Regions from separate parts of the Homo sapiens genome. Here all the other regions are linked to region 2. Evidence: read pairs that join two places in POLR2A ChIA-PET (ENCODE). Cell type or tissue: PC-9. All regions are shown on one strand.

Region 1 (5,000 bases), 290 kb before region 2:
CACAAATTTGTAAACTTTCTTAAAACATGAGATTTATGCCAGGCGCGGTGGCTCACGCCTGTAATCCCAGCACTTTGGGAGGCCGAGGCGGGCGGATCACGAAGTCAGGACATCGAGACCATCCTGGCTAACACGGTGAAACCCCATCTTTACTAAAAACACAAAAAAATTAGCCAGGTGTGGTGGCAGGTGCCTGTAGTCCCAGCTACACAGGAGGCTGAGGCAGGAGAATGGCGTGAACCTGGGAGGCGGAGCTTGCAGTGAGCCGAGATGGCGCCACTGCACTCCAGCTTGGGTCACAGAGCGAGACTCCGTCTCAAAACAAACAAACAAACAAACAAAAAAACCATGAGAATTATGCACGGACCTTTTTTTTTTTTTTTTAGCTCATCAACTATCGTTAGTGTTAGTGTACTTTATATGTGGCCCAAGACAATTCTTCCATTGTGGCCCAGGGAAGCCAAAAGATTGGATGCCCCTGAAACAGTCCTGTTTGAAGTGGCTTATACACCCCCTTCCCAGTTCCAATCTCTCATTCTGTGTCCCCACAGAATGTTGAGCATACTGTGCACAACCAGGGAAGGTAATGCCCTCTTCAGGTCAATCAGGTAAGATGAGAATATGTTTCCCTGACTCACCATCTTGTCGCGGATCTGCAGGGCACCAGCTGCCAAACAGGCTGCCCGCCGAACTGCTGTGAAGTCATCAGAGAAGCAGTGCAGGAAGCTTGGGAGAAGCTTGGCGGTCATAAGCTTGAGCTCACCTATCAGGTAGAGAGCTTCCACACGCTCCTGGGAATTTCCTTGACCTAGCTTGACCCTGTAAGGCACAAGTTGCTTTCCTTTCACCTCCTTAAACTTTCAGTACCTAACCCCCAACCCCCACTAATGCCCTCATGATAAAATCCGGGTTCTGTAGGCTGTCAATCCCATTCAGCCTTATGCTCATGAGATAAGTTTTACTGGGTACAGAGCTCGATTGTCTTCTTTACTTGAATCCCTAATACATAGCTGTTCAGTAATTAGGTAATGCAGGGCTTTCAGTTACACTGAATGACTGAATAAAGGAAAATGTCAACTTGCACCTCTTTTCACAGTCAAGTTCTCTTCTCCATTGCCCTCACGTGTGCCATGATTATGTCTGCATTTGGCTTCCAGCCTGGAATGCCTATGCAGTCTTTTTGTTTGTTTGTTTAAATTATTTTTATTTATTTTATTATTTTTTTGAGATGGAGTCTCGCTCTGTTGCCCAGGCTGGAGTGCAGTGGCTGGATCTTGGCTTACTGCAAGCGCCGCCTCCTGGGTTCACGCCATTCTCCTGCCTCAGCCTCCTGAGTAGTTGGGACTATAGGCGCCCACCACCACGCCTGGCTAATTTTGTTTTTCTTGTATTTTTAGTAGAGATGGGGTTTCACTATGTTAGCCAGGATGGTCTTGATCTCCTGACCTCGTGATCTGCCCGCCTCGGCCTCCCAAAGTGCTGGGATTACAGGCATGAGCCACCGCGCCCGGCCTTAAATTATTTTTAGAGATGGGGTCTTGCTATGTTGCCCAGGCTGGTCTTGAACTCCTGACCTCAAGTGATTCTCCTGCCTCAGCCTGAGTAGCTGGGATTATAGGCACTTACCCACTCTGCGGCTCCTATGCAGTCTCTCTCTCTTTTTTTTTTTTTTTTTTTTTTGAGATAGGGTCTTTCTCTGTTGCCCAGGCTGGAATGCAGTGGCATGATGATGGCTCATGACAGCTTTGGACTTCCTGGACCCAGGCAGTCCTCTTGCCTCAGCCTCCCAAGTAGCTGGGACTACAGGCATACACCACCACACTGGCTAACTTTTTATTTTATTTTATTATTATTATTTTTGAGACGGAGTCTCACTCTGTCGCCCAGGCTGGAGTACAGTGGCGTGATCTCCGCTCACTGCAAGCTCCAACTCCCAGGTTCACGCCATTCTCCTGCCTCAGCCTCCCGAATAGCTGGGACTACAGGCGCCCGCCACCACGCCCTTTTGTATTTTTAGTAGAGACAGGGTTTCACCATGTTAGTCAGGATGGTCTCGATCTCCTGACCTTGTGATCCACCCGCCTCGGCCTCCCAAAGTGCTGGGATTACAGGAGTGAGCCACTGCGCCCGGCCAATTTTTTTTTTTTTTTTTTTTAATTTTTAGTAGAGGCAAGGTCTTGCTATGTTGCCCAGGCTGGTCTCGAACTCCTGGGCTCAATTGATCCTCCTGCTTCAGAGTCTCAAAGTATTGGGATTACAGGCGTGTGCCACTGGGCTGGGCCTCCTGTGCAGTCTTATCCACCCTCTGTGAAACTTGGCCTTACTCCTCTAGCCACGCTGAGTATTCCATTTTTCTGCTCCAGCAGTTATGGTATATGCCATTTGTTCTAGTTTTTAATGATTTGGTATTTTTAATTAGGTGTTTGTATATTTTGCATGTGGTCATCAGAATTGCGTCATACTTTTGAACACCCTCCAGCACCGAAACCATTGCCTCACACCTACTGGGCACTCAATGCTTCTTTCCCTAGCCACATTGTTAGTTTGTAGGGACTGTTAATTTTTTACAGTGGGACCTGGTCCAGGGTCCGTACAGAGGAGCTCAACAAATGCTGGGTGGCTGGATCCCAGGCCTCCTAAGCACTTTTTTTTTTTGAGACGGAGTCTTGCTCTGTTGCCAGGCTGGAGTGCAGTGGCGCGATCTCTGCTCACTGCAACCTCCGCCTCCCAGGTTCAAGCGATTCTCCTGTCTCAGCCTCCCGAGTAGCTGGGATGACAGGCATGTGCCACCACGCCTGGCTAATTTTTTGTATTTTTAGTAAAGACAGGGTTTTACTGTGTTAGCCAGGATGGTCTCGATCTCCTGACCTCGTGATCCGCCCACCCCGTCTTCCCAAAGTGTTGGGAGCCACCTTGCCCAGCCTGCCTCCTAAACACTTCTAAGAATTTAGAAGAGTGTCTCCTCATGTTGACTGGGTCTTACCTGATTATGTCGTGCACCTCTTTCCCGAGGCTCATTTGCCCAAGCGCCTGTGCAGCTGCTCTCCTCACTTCCTTATTCCAGTCATTCCACATCAGCTGGATCAACTTATGTTTCATATCCTATAAATAGGTATGATCATTAGGTATCATCACTTAATGAATGTTAATTTTGTGCTTGGCGTTGTGCTGTTTTTTCTTCTTTTTTTACTCATCACTGTACTAATGAGGATTGTCCTGAGTGTTTTTTCCCATCGCTTACTCTCCCAAAGAATCCAGTGGGGCAGATATTACTACCATTTACAGATGATAGAATGGAGGCTTTGATCAGCTTGTCCAAGGTTAACCTGGTGAGTGCTGGAACCAGGACTCAAACCCAACTCTCCCAAGCTCATCCTTTAAACTATGTAGTATCAGTGCCAACATAACTTGTACCTGGGAGACTTAAAATTTGAAAGTGATACTTGATGAAGTGACTAGCTCATTGCAGTTTGCCTGGGACTCTCCTGGTTTTGGTCCTGAAAGTCCCATGGCCTGGACAAACCAGAACAGTTGGTCACTCTATAAGTGCACTTCTCTCAGAGAGGAATGGGCAAAGATTACTACACGATGATGTGTAAATGTGCCCACGCTGTTCTTCCTGCTAGAAGTATCTCCCTTCTCTACTCCTACCTGGTACTTGATGTCTTTGTAGTCTTCCTTTAGGATTTACCTCAAAAGCATCTCCTTCCTATCTCTTTTATTAAAAATTTTAAAAAATAAAATAAAAACATCTCCTTAGTGAAGTCTTCTTTGCCCCTTGTAAGCACAGGAAATCCCCACAACACCTTATAGCTGCTTCTGTTCTAGCTATTTGTAACATTTACTAACGGAAGACTTATCCCTGCACCCCCAGGGGTAGCATAGTGCCTAGTGCGTCGGATGTGGTCAGAAACTGCATGCTTACTGAATGAGTGAAAAGACTCATAGACATACTGCCTTTCTTAGCTCCAGCAATCTGCCATGAAGTCCTCATCATCTTTACCTCAACCCCTGCTAGCTCTGCATGTCTTTTTACTTTCAGTTGTCAATTCTAAGTGACAAGTGCCAAGGAGGTGAAGGTACAAATGAATTGGAAGTTGTTAAAATGATATTGTTAAGATGCAGATTCTGATTGAGCTGGCTTAAGATGAGATTTTTGCATTTCTTTTTTTTTTTTTTTTTTGAGACGGAGTTTCACTCTTGTTGCCCAGGCTGGAGTGCAATGGCACGATCTCGGCTCACTGCAACCTCCGCCTCCTGGGTTCAAGTGACTCTCCTGCCTGAGCCTCCTGAGTAGCTGGGATTATGGGCATGTGCCACCAAGCCTGGCTAATTTTTTTTTTTTTTTTGAGACGGAGCCTCGCTCTGTTGCCCAGGCTGGGGCGCAGTGGTGCGATCTCAACTCACTGCAACCTCCACCTCCTGGGATCACGCCATTCTCCTGCCTCAGCCTCCCGAGGAGCTGGGACTACAGGTGCCTGCCACCACACCCGCCTAATTTTTTTTATTTTTAGTAGAGACAGGGTTTCACCGTGTTAGCCAGGATGGTCTCGATCTCCTGACCTCGTGATCCGCCCTCCTTGGCCTCCCAAAGTGCTGGGATTACAGGTGCGAGCCACTGTGCCCGGCCGATTTTTGCATTTCTAATAATGCTCCTAGGTGACGCCTGTGCTGCTGGTCCAGGACTTTAGCAGCAGGGTGCTATAGCACTTGAGACAGAACTAACCCAAGTCCAAAACCTTTTCAGGTGATTACTGTACTGAGTGGCCAGATTTTGTGCTTCCCATATCAAAATGTCAGGGTTACAGAGTGGAGGTTGTTCACTTATCATGGGAATGGCAATGTTCTGGGCTATTCTGGAGATATCCAAAGTTATAAGGAAAAGATGAAGTAGCACATAGGAAGAAGGGAAAGCTCCCATTTGGACAGCTGAAGATGATTGGGAAATAATGGCAAAAACGAAGTGTTGCCTGGAATTCCCTCTTTAGTTCTAGCTGAGC
Region 2 (5,000 bases):
TGGGCAATAAGAGTGAAACTCCATCTCAAAAAAATATATATAATCTAAATTAAAAGGCTTGACCCTCCCCAAACACAGTCTGGCTGGGAAGACAGACACAGCAAGTCTTTACATTTATTTACCTCTGATTGTCCAAAAGTAATTCAGAAGGGAACTGCAGTAGGCAGAATAAAGATCTTCCCACAAATGTTCATATCCTAATGAATATATTAGGTTTCATGACAAAAGGGAAATTAAGGTTGCAGATGCAATTAAGATTTGCTAATTAGCTGACCTTAAAATAAGGCAGTTATTCAACCAGACTTCCCTTCCCCAAAAAATAAATGCATAAAAAATAAAGCGATTATCTTGGATTATTGAAGTAGGTTCATTGTAATCACAAGTGTCCTTAAAAGTGGAACCAAGAGGCAGAAGAGGAATCAGAGTCAGAGGGAGATGTAATTATGGAAGAATGAATAGTTGAAGACATACAGCATTGCTGGCTTTGAAGATGGAGAAAAGGGGTCATGACCCAAGAAATGCAGGTAGTTTCTGGAAGCCAGAAAAGGCAAGGAAACAAATTCCCTGGAGCCCCAGAAAGGAACACAATCTAGCCAGCACCTTGATGTTAGCCTGGTAAACCTGCATTGGATTTTTGACCTACAGAACTGTAAAGTAAAAAGTCTGTGTTGTTTTAAGCTGCCAAGTTGGTGGTAATTTGTTACAGTAGCCATATAAAACTGGTAATTTGTTACAGTAGCCATAGAAAACTAATGCAGGGATGTCTTCTAAATGTGGTGTTCTCTGTGAAGTGTTTTTGCCAGGTATTAGAAGCCCTGGTTTTCATATAAGAGCCTGAGCAGAAAGTCAAATTAGGTGGGCCAAGAAATGTCCCAGGATGCTGGGTCACCAGAAGGTTTCCAAAGTAACAAGCAACTAGAAAGTCAATGGCTTGAGTCCCAAACTCTGAGACAGTATCCTTTTTTTTTTTTTTTTTTTTGAGACAGAGTCTCACTCTGTCACCCAGGCTGGAGTGCAGTGATGCAATCTTGGCTTACTGCAATCTCTGCCTCCTGCGTTCAAATGCTTCTCCTGCCTCAGCTAATTTTTTTAGTTTTGTTTTTTTTTTTAGTAGAGATGGGGTTTCATAATGTTGGCCAGGCTGCTCTCGAACTGACCTTGAGTGATCTGCCTGCCTTGGCCTCCCAACACACTGGGATTACAGGCATGAGCCACCGTGCCTGGCCCTGAGACAGTATCTTGAAAGTACAGTCTGATTGCGGGCCCCTGGCTTATGGATGAACTCTAATTCACATATTCTTTCTTGAAGCTTCTTCTCAGACTTGTTAGCCTCGCAGGCCACAGCGTGGAGGCCAAGTCTAGAAACAGTTAACAAAAGTAAAGCGGAGTCAGCTGTCCAAAGCTGCTGTGGAAATTCTGTGCATTCAACGACCGCAGGAGCCCAGCAAGCCTGTACAACCACCCAGAGTTTGTAAATCAGTCTTTCACAATGGATAGAAAAACACAAACCCAAGCATCAAGGCAAACTGCATGGCATTTCTGGGACCCAGGTTGGCCACGGATCCCAGTTCTTTCACCCCACACAGGGTGCTTTTTCCTGTCTGAGATAGGTGAATATTTATTGGCAGGCACAGCTCAAAGGTTAGAGCCCACCGCACAGTGGGGAGGAAGTATTTTCACAGTTCTCTGCCAGTAATAAATGGTGGTCCTTGGACATCAGTCTTAGCATAATGTGGGAGGTGTCTTTTGGGTTCATAGGCCAAGAGGTTGCTGGGCATTCCTGAGATTACTTTAGGGCCCACAGCTTCTTTTAGGAAGAAGGAAGTCTTCCTCTTCTGGGTGTGGTAATATCTGGGGATTACAGCAACCAGGTGTGTGACAGTATAGAGTCCATAAGGGGCTGCAGATCTTCAGGGATCTTCATGAACTGAAATTCTTCACGATAGCACCAAGGAACGGTGCATAAAAGCAATAGTTTATGGATTGCTTGGACAGGGCAAAAGACTCCATGATCCCTCTAATTTATCCCCTTTTACTTCCCAATTCCAAGTAGAGTTCTCCAGGAGGCAATGAGCTAGAAGGACCTCTTTGGATAGCCAGTTCTATATTTATATTTATATTTATATTTATATTTATATTTATCTAGAGAAGCCTACCACATCTGCGGGAACATCTGTGGTTCCCATATCACTCTTTTAGAATCACCAGCTAAAGATATCCCACTCAAATGGCCTTTGCCCTGCACCATTGTGCTTGGCCTTGTTTTACTGACATAATTTTTGCCCTTTGCCCCCAGTTGGAGGGTGTGGCCACTGACTCACCTGCCAGGAACTCATTGCCTGAGTCCAGTCAACAGGTTAACTCCCATCTGAGTTGGTTGCAAAGAGCCTGAGGACCTATGGAATGCCACAGAATTCCTCTGTGGACCACATCCCAGGTCCTGGTATGGTTCCAGCAGTATCTATGAGCTCCTGTCCTCAGTTGCTTTGGCCTTTCTTTAGCCTAGGAATTTATTCTTCTCCAGGCAGAGGAATAAAACGAACAGCCATTATTCCTGACAGCCAGAGGCCTGGATTCAAGGTCTTGGTTATAGACGCAAAATATCTGCCTCAGATGTGGACCCCACATAACAAATAACACCTTACTTCATGGCCCATGTAGTCCTCATTTCAGATGAGAAACTAGACCAAGTCAGGAATCTTGGTGACTGCATCATGGTGACTGTTAGATCTTAGCACATTTATTTTAGGTATTGATAAATATGATGCAAGAGATGAATGAACATTCCAAAACCAACTGCAGTGGGGCCACCCTGGGTTCTCCCAGCGTGCATTATTTTCAGGAAGCAGATAACATTTGGGAGGTTATATTCTTTCTCCCAATTGTGAATTTTTGGAGCTTCTAGGGTTTTCTAATAGCTATGCAAAGGAATGATTTGAATTGTCTAAACCCAGTCAAGGCTGTGAATTGAGGGCTGTATACATCAAAAAATAAGACGTGTCAAAATCCACAAGCAAGCCTCCAAATGCTCTTTCCATTACTGAAACCAATAAGAATCAATATAGAACAGAAAGCACTAGTGGACTTGGGCTTCTGGTTCTCCATCTTCCTCACCCTGTGCTTTCCAGTATGGCAGAGAACCATGAGCTCACTTTCCACAGACTGCACGTACATAACACTTGTTGGAAGACAATTCTCCGTGGGTCTCTCCCATGTCTGCATGCCTTGTGAGCGGAGTCACTGCCCTTTGTTTCAAACCAACTTTTTAACAGAGCTGCTTTCCCAGAACAAAGTAAAGCATGCTTACTGTCCATTAGCTAAGATTCTGAGCAGGATGCTTCAGCTCACACCTAGGCAGAGGCAGGAGGACTGCTTGAGCCCAGGAGTTTGAGGTTGCAGTGAGCTATGATTGCCTGGGCAATAGAGCAATATGCTGACTCAAAAAAAAAAAAAAAAAAAAAAGATTCTGGTTCCCCAAGCTTAAAGCTGTGCTCTCTTGTGATATGCTTTGCTGTGTGTACAGATGTCACCTGGCCCCCTTTGCATTGTCTTTGGGAACTGGGACTCAGGAAATGAGCACAAGAAAATGTCAGTATTTTTGCTATTGCTATTGCTATTGCTATGAGCAAATAAGACCTTTTGTTTCAGACACACCTAGAAGTCTTGTGTTTTCTGCCAGCATCCATGAAACTGCGGCAGGCTCACTTGTTAGCCTGCAAGTAGGATAAAATCTTAAACCCTCCACAGTTCTTGACAAGCTCTCATTTCTTTCTCATATAACACACTCCTTCAATCCACCAACGAATTCCCCTCACCCCTGTGATCCTTAAAGCCACCTAGGCAGTTTAGGTCAAGGGGAAACTACTCATGTAGAAGTGAGAACAGACCAAATTAAAGAGCAAGACTGAGGCTAAACCAGGACCTGGTGACAGGGCTGAGATATCCGGAAGTTTGGTTTAAGGCTGAGACCAGAGAAAGATCATTGTAATTCTGGGCTGTTTATAGCTATATTGTTGGTTGTATGTTCCAGCCAATTGACTGACAGGCAATTCTAAACATGCTTAAGAGAACAAACTTATTGGTTTTCTCATCTGTAAAATGAAATGAGTTAGATTAGATTGTTTCTGATGTGCCTTCTAGCTGTAAAATTTATGCTTTATAAATCTGTAACAGGGCTGCCTAGCATACACATTAGGCACTTGACCTAATTTAAAATAATGATTGCAAAGAGGACTATGACGTAGTGGAAAGGACATAGCATTAGCAGTTAAGAAGCCTGAATTCTAGGCTTAGTCTGCCACTACCTAGCTGTGTGACACTGGGCAAGCCACTTAAATTACCTGGAGGAGGCAGGTGGGGACGTAGACTTAAGATGATTTTGGATGGCTCAGAGATGTGGCATTAAATTATATATTGAAAAAGTAATTTTTCTTTTCAGTTCTCTTTTTGTTTTTCTGATTATGTCAAAGAGAGAGTCTCAGGTTAGTGCTGGTGTGTCTTCAACAACTCTTCAATACCTCCCATCCTCCCTTTTTGGCAAAGAGAGAAGTCTCAAGTTCAGATACTTCACAGGCAGTGCTAGCTAGATAGCATTTAATAACATTGCCCAGCTCTCTTTGCTTTATTTTTGTTTTGCCTTCCATTTGTGGCAAATAATTCAAGTTTTCCACTTATAAGAATGATGCAAAGTTTCCTTTAAAAGTAAATTAATTATGAAAATGTTCTAAAATTGATTGTGGTAATGTTGCACAATTTTGTGAATATACCTAAAAAAAAAAAAAAAAAGCCCACTGAATTGTAAGCTTTATATGGGTGAGTTGGATGGTATGTGAATTACATCCCAGAAAGCCGTTTTAAAAAGTAAATTGAGGCCAGGCATGGTGGCTCATGCCTATAATCCCAGCACTTTGGGAGGCCGAGGTGGGAAGATCATTTTAGCCCAGGAGTTTGAGACCAGCCTGGGCAACATAGTGAGATCCTGGCTCTACAAAAAGTCAAAA
Region 3 (5,000 bases), 51 kb after region 2:
ACCTCCTGGACTCAAGTGATCTTCCTGTCTCAGCCTCCCCAGTAGCTGGGACTACAATCACGTGCCACCACATCTGGCCAATTTTTAACATTTTTTGTAGAGAGAGGAATCTTATGTTGCCCAGGCTGGTCTTGAACTCCTCACCTCAAGTGATCCTCCCACCTTGACCTCCCAAAGTGCTAGGATTATAGGCGTGAGACACCGCACTGGACTGGGACCATTAAAAAAAATTTTTTTTTGAGATGGAGTCTTACTCTGTCACCCAGGCTGGAGTGGCAGTGGCCTGATCTTGGGTCACTGCAACCTCTGCCTCCTGGGCTCAAGTGATTCTCCTAGCTCAGCCTCCCCAGTAGCTATGACTGCAGGTGTGCACCACCACGCCCAGCTAATTTTCGTATTTTTCTGTAGTAGAGAGGGGGTTTTACCATGTTGGCCAGGCTGGTCTGGAACTCCTTACCTCAAGTGATCCACCTGCCTCAGCCTCCCAAAGTGCTGGGATTACAGGTGTGAGCCACCGCACCCAGCCCCTGGGACCATTTTTTTTTTTTTTTTTGAGATGGAATCTTGCTCTGTCGCCAAGGCTGGAGTGCAGTGGCACGATCTCGGCGCACTGCAAGCTCCGCCTCTCCTGGGACCATTTTTTAATTCGGTTGATTGTCTTCATATATCCTTGTTTTTTTGTTTTCTTATTCAGACATTCAGCAGCCATATCTCATAATTATCTTCATACTATTGAGTTATGAGTTCTTTATGTGTTTTCAATATAAGCCTTTTATCAGATGTATGATTTGCAAATATTTTCTTCCAGTCTGTGGCTTATCTTTTCATTTTCATTTTTTTTTTTTGGTTTTGAGAGAGAGTCACAGTCTGTTGCCCGGGCTGGAGGGTAGTGGTATGATCAAGGCTCACTGCAGCCTCAACCTCCCAGGCTCAAGTGATCCTTCCACCATAGCCTGCTGAGTAAGTTGGGACTACAGGCCTGTACCACCACACCCAGCTATTAATAATTATTTCTTGAATTTCAGTAGAGACAAGGTCTCCCTATGTTGCCCAGGCTGGTACAGAAATCCTAAACTCAAGCAATCTGCCCGCCTTGACCTCCCAGTGTTGGGATTACAGGTGTGAGCCACCACCCATGGCCCTTTCATTTTCTTAAGGTACTTTATATTTTAAATTTTGATAAATTCTAATTTATCACATTTTCTTCTATGGTTTCTGCTTTTGGTGTCTTTTTTTGAGTTTTATATTTTTACCTCTTAGGTTTTGGTTTATAATCCATTTTGAATTAATTTTTGTATTTGGTGTGAGCAAAGATTCAAGTTTCTTTTTGTTGTTTTTGTTTTCCAGGGCTTTGCTTTTGTTTTTTGGTGTATGGATATCCAATTGCGCCGGCATCATTTATTGAGATTATCATTTTGCTACTGAGTTGTCTTGACCCCTTTGTAAAAAATCAATTAACTATAATGTAGGAAGGGTTTATTTCAAGACTCTTCTCTTCCATTGATCTATTTATCCTTGCATCAACAGCACAATGCCTTGATTACTACAGTTTTTTAAATACAATATTTATACGATTTAAGAATACATCCTATGCCAGGCGCGGTGGCTCATGCATAATCCCAGCACTTTGGGAGGCCAAGGTGGGCAGGTAACTTGAGACCAGGAGTTTGAGACCAGCCTGGCCAACATGGCGAAACCCTGTCTCCACTAAAAATAAGAAAATTAGCCAGGCATGGTAGCATGTGCCTGTAATTCCAGCTACTTGGGAGGCCGAGGCATGAGAATAGCTTGAGTGAGCTGAGACTGTGCCACTGCACTCCAGCCTGGGCAACAGAACAAGACTGTCTCAAAAAAAAAAAAAAAAAAAAAAAGAAAGAAAAGAAAGCAAGCTTGGAAGTGGATTCTTCCCCAGCTGAGTCTTCTTATGAGACCACAGCCCAGCCCAGACTGGCAGCTTGATTACAGAGACCTTGAGCCAGAATCACCCAGCTAAACTGTGCATGGCTTCCTGATCCTTCAAAACTCTGAGATAATACAATAAAAGTTCATAGTTTTTGTTTGTTTGTTTGTTTGTTTTTTGAGATGGAGTCTAGCTCTGTCACCCAGGCTGGAGTGCAGTGGCACAATCTTGGCTCACTGCAACCTCTGACTCCTGGGTTCAAGTGATTCTCCTTCCTCAGCCTCCTGAGTAGCTGGGATTACAGGCGCCCGGCACCACACCCAGCTAATTTTTGTATTTTTAGTAGAGACGGGGTTTCACTGTGTTGGCCAGGCTGGTCTCGAACTCCTGACCTCGTGATCCACCCACTTTGGCCCCCAGAAAGTGCTGGGATTACAAGCGTGAGCCACGGAAAAGTTCATTGTTTTAAACCACTAAGTTTTGGGGGTAATTTGTTTGTAGCAATAGATAACGATACAACAGCCAATCTTCAAAAGTTTTTCTTTCAAGGTTATTTTCACTTGGCATGCAAGAATTTCTAAACCTCTAAGAGTTTTCAAGCTCTCTTTTCTGAAATTGTACTTCAAAGGACAGATACATTAATGGGGAACAAAAACATGTTGATCACATTTATAAATATCCATACAACTTGGTAATCATATAAATGTTCTTAATTTAACACCTTATACGGTTAGAGTCTTTGAAATGATTTTATGATACAGAAATGTCGCTCTTCATCAGTAACTGCAGGGGAGAGAAGAAATCTCATTCATCTCTTTCTGGGACTCTTTTTGTTAATTTTGAAGACTTAGCATTTTTAAGGTCAGGCTCTGGATTTCATTAGTCAGCATTATATGTAAAATGTAGGCTAGTGGAGCTAAATTTTACTGGCAGAAGTGGAGGAAGAAATATAGCCGGGTGCAGTGGCTCATGCCTGTAATCCAAACACTTTAGGAGGCTGAGGCAGGTGGATCACTTGAGGTCAGGAGTTCAAGACCAGCCTGGCCAACATGGTAAAACCCCGTATCTACTAAAAATACAAAAATACAGGCATGGTGGTGGGTGCCTGTAGTCCCAGCTACTTGGGAGGCTGAGGCAGGAGAATCACTTGAACCTGGGAAGCAGAGGTTGCAGTGAGCCAAGATCCCGCCACTGCACTCCAGCCTGGGTGATAAAGCAAGACTCCATCTCAAAAAAAATTAAAGTAAATAAATAAATAAATAAGCTTTTATTTAATAGCAGTGAAATAGCTTATAGCATTCAAGCCCCTAAAGAGATCAGTCATACCAATAGGAGGTACAGGGGAGAAAATTTTGCTTTGCAATTTTGAGATACATTACCCACAGTGACTTTAACTAAAAGGAGTGGGAGAAAATTCAGGTCCAACAGAGGACAACTCTGACTGGCCATGTTAGTTCCAAGCTCCCCGGGGAGTTCAGCTTCTCCTGTTGCCCAGTCCTGCTTTCTTCCTCTTCCTCCGATAGGTATTGATTCAAAAGGTATTCCCTAATAGACATCCTGCATACCAAACTCCCCATCAGGGTTTGCTTTCCAGAGAACCCACCTTGTAATAGGCACAAATATGACCTTTTTCTAAATGCTCAATTTTTCTGAAAAAGCATTTATTTAAGCTTGAGTTTCACAGGATTCGGTTACAGCATTTTTTTTTTTTTTTTTTTTTTTTTTTTTTTTTTGAGACAGAGTCTTGCTCTGTCACCCAGGCTGGAGTATAGTGACGTGATCTGGGCTCACTGCAACCTCTGCCTCCCAGGTTCAAGCCATTCTTTTGCCTCAGCCTCCTGAGTAGCTGGGTTTATAGGCGCTCGCTACCATGCCCGGCTAATTTTTTGTATTTGTATTTGTATTTTTGTATTTTGTATTTTTAGTGGAGACAGGGTTTCACCATGTTGGCCAGGCTGGTCTCGAACTCCTGACCTCATGTGATCCGCCTGCCTCAGCCTCCCAAAGTGCTGGGATTACAGGCATGAGCCACCGAGCCCAGCCAGGTGTGGTTTTTATCTCTTACTTTGTTCTGTTATCTCTTTAGGATGTATGTTTGGGTTTGAATTTGTGTCATTATGAACAATTATCACCTCCATGGAAAAATGTTTTATTTAGCATCAAATAATCTTTGATGTTGCACTAAGTGTCATATACCATGCAGGTTGGTCAAACTTGAATGATTTCTCCTGAGTAATTTGCTATCATACGAGGTTATTTTCATTTAAAAATAATTTAATGAATGAAAAAACTAAAAAATAATTTAATGAATGAGTATACAAACATATTAGATTAAGTATTTATATTTATTTTATTTATTTATTTATTTCTGAGATGGAGTCTTGCTCTGTCGCCCAGGCTGGAGTGCAGTGGTGCAATCTCTGCTCACTGCAAGCTCTGCATCCCGGGTTCATGCCATTCTCCTGCCTCAGCCTCCTGAGTAGCTGGGACTATAGGCGCCCCCACCACGCTCAGCTAATTTTTTTGTATTTTTAGTAGAGACGGGGTTTCACCGTGTTACCCAGGATGGTCTTGATCTCCTGACCTTGTGATCCGCCCACGTCAGCCTCCCAAAGTGCTGGGATTACAGGCGTGAGTCACTGCGCTCGGCCAAGTATTTATATTTATTATGCATTTTTTTTTTTAAGAGACAGAATCTCATTCTGTTGCCCAGGCTGGAGTGCAGTGGTGCAAACACAGCTCACTGCAGCCTCGCCCTCCTGGGCTCAAGTGATCCTCACACCTCAGTCTGTCAAGCAGCTGAGACAACAGGCACACACATCACACCAGGCTAATTTTTAAAATTTTTTGTAGAGGTGGGTTTTGCCATGTTGCCTAGGCTGGTGTTGAACTCCTGGGCTCAATCGATCTTCCTACCTCTTGGCCTACCAAAGTTCTGGGATTACAGGTTTGAGCCACAGTGCCTGGCTTTTTTTTTTTTTTTTTTTCTTTTTTTGAGACAAAGTCTTACTCTGGCACCTAGGGTGGAATGTAGTGATGAGATCATAGCTAGCTGCAACTTGGAATTCCTGGGTTTAAGCGATCCTCCTGCCTCAGCCTC

Evidence for each region. Peaks named below come from ENCODE experiments on the same cell type or tissue, not always from the same donor. Only the 100,000 strongest peaks of a DNase experiment are listed, where the experiment ranks them.
Region 1: POLR2A ChIA-PET joins it to region 2 with 9 read pairs; 3 of 35 experiments call an interaction of 5 or more read pairs at or near these places.
Region 3: POLR2A ChIA-PET joins it to region 2 with 5 read pairs; 26 of 35 experiments call an interaction of 5 or more read pairs at or near these places.

What each region holds. Positions count from the first base shown.
Region 1 is chr14:73,499,912-73,504,911 of GRCh38, forward strand. HEATR4 (HEAT repeat containing 4) reads right to left here. Exons shown (of 18, transcript NM_001220484.1): 11 at 2,984-3,102; 12 at 639-819. It also overlaps a transcript of ACOT1 not described here. Among named protein-coding and RNA genes, the nearest start is that of RIOX1, 11 kb to the left of the region's middle. In PC-9, no CTCF peak of the experiment used is centred here; a DNase peak (open chromatin) is centred at 690.
Region 2 is chr14:73,793,836-73,798,835 of GRCh38, forward strand. The region is part of intron 2 of MIDEAS-AS1 (MIDEAS antisense RNA 1); the gene reads left to right. Among named protein-coding and RNA genes, the nearest start is that of MIDEAS-AS1, 9.0 kb to the left of the region's middle. RefSeq lists enhancers at 1,817-3,016, 4,365-4,484. In PC-9, no CTCF peak of the experiment used is centred here; a DNase peak (open chromatin) is centred at 2,336; H3K27ac peaks cover 2,967 bases.
Region 3 is chr14:73,844,369-73,849,368 of GRCh38, forward strand. No RefSeq gene overlaps it. Among named protein-coding and RNA genes, the nearest start is that of PTGR2, 5.0 kb to the right of the region's middle. In PC-9, no CTCF peak of the experiment used is centred here; a DNase peak (open chromatin) is centred at 4,963.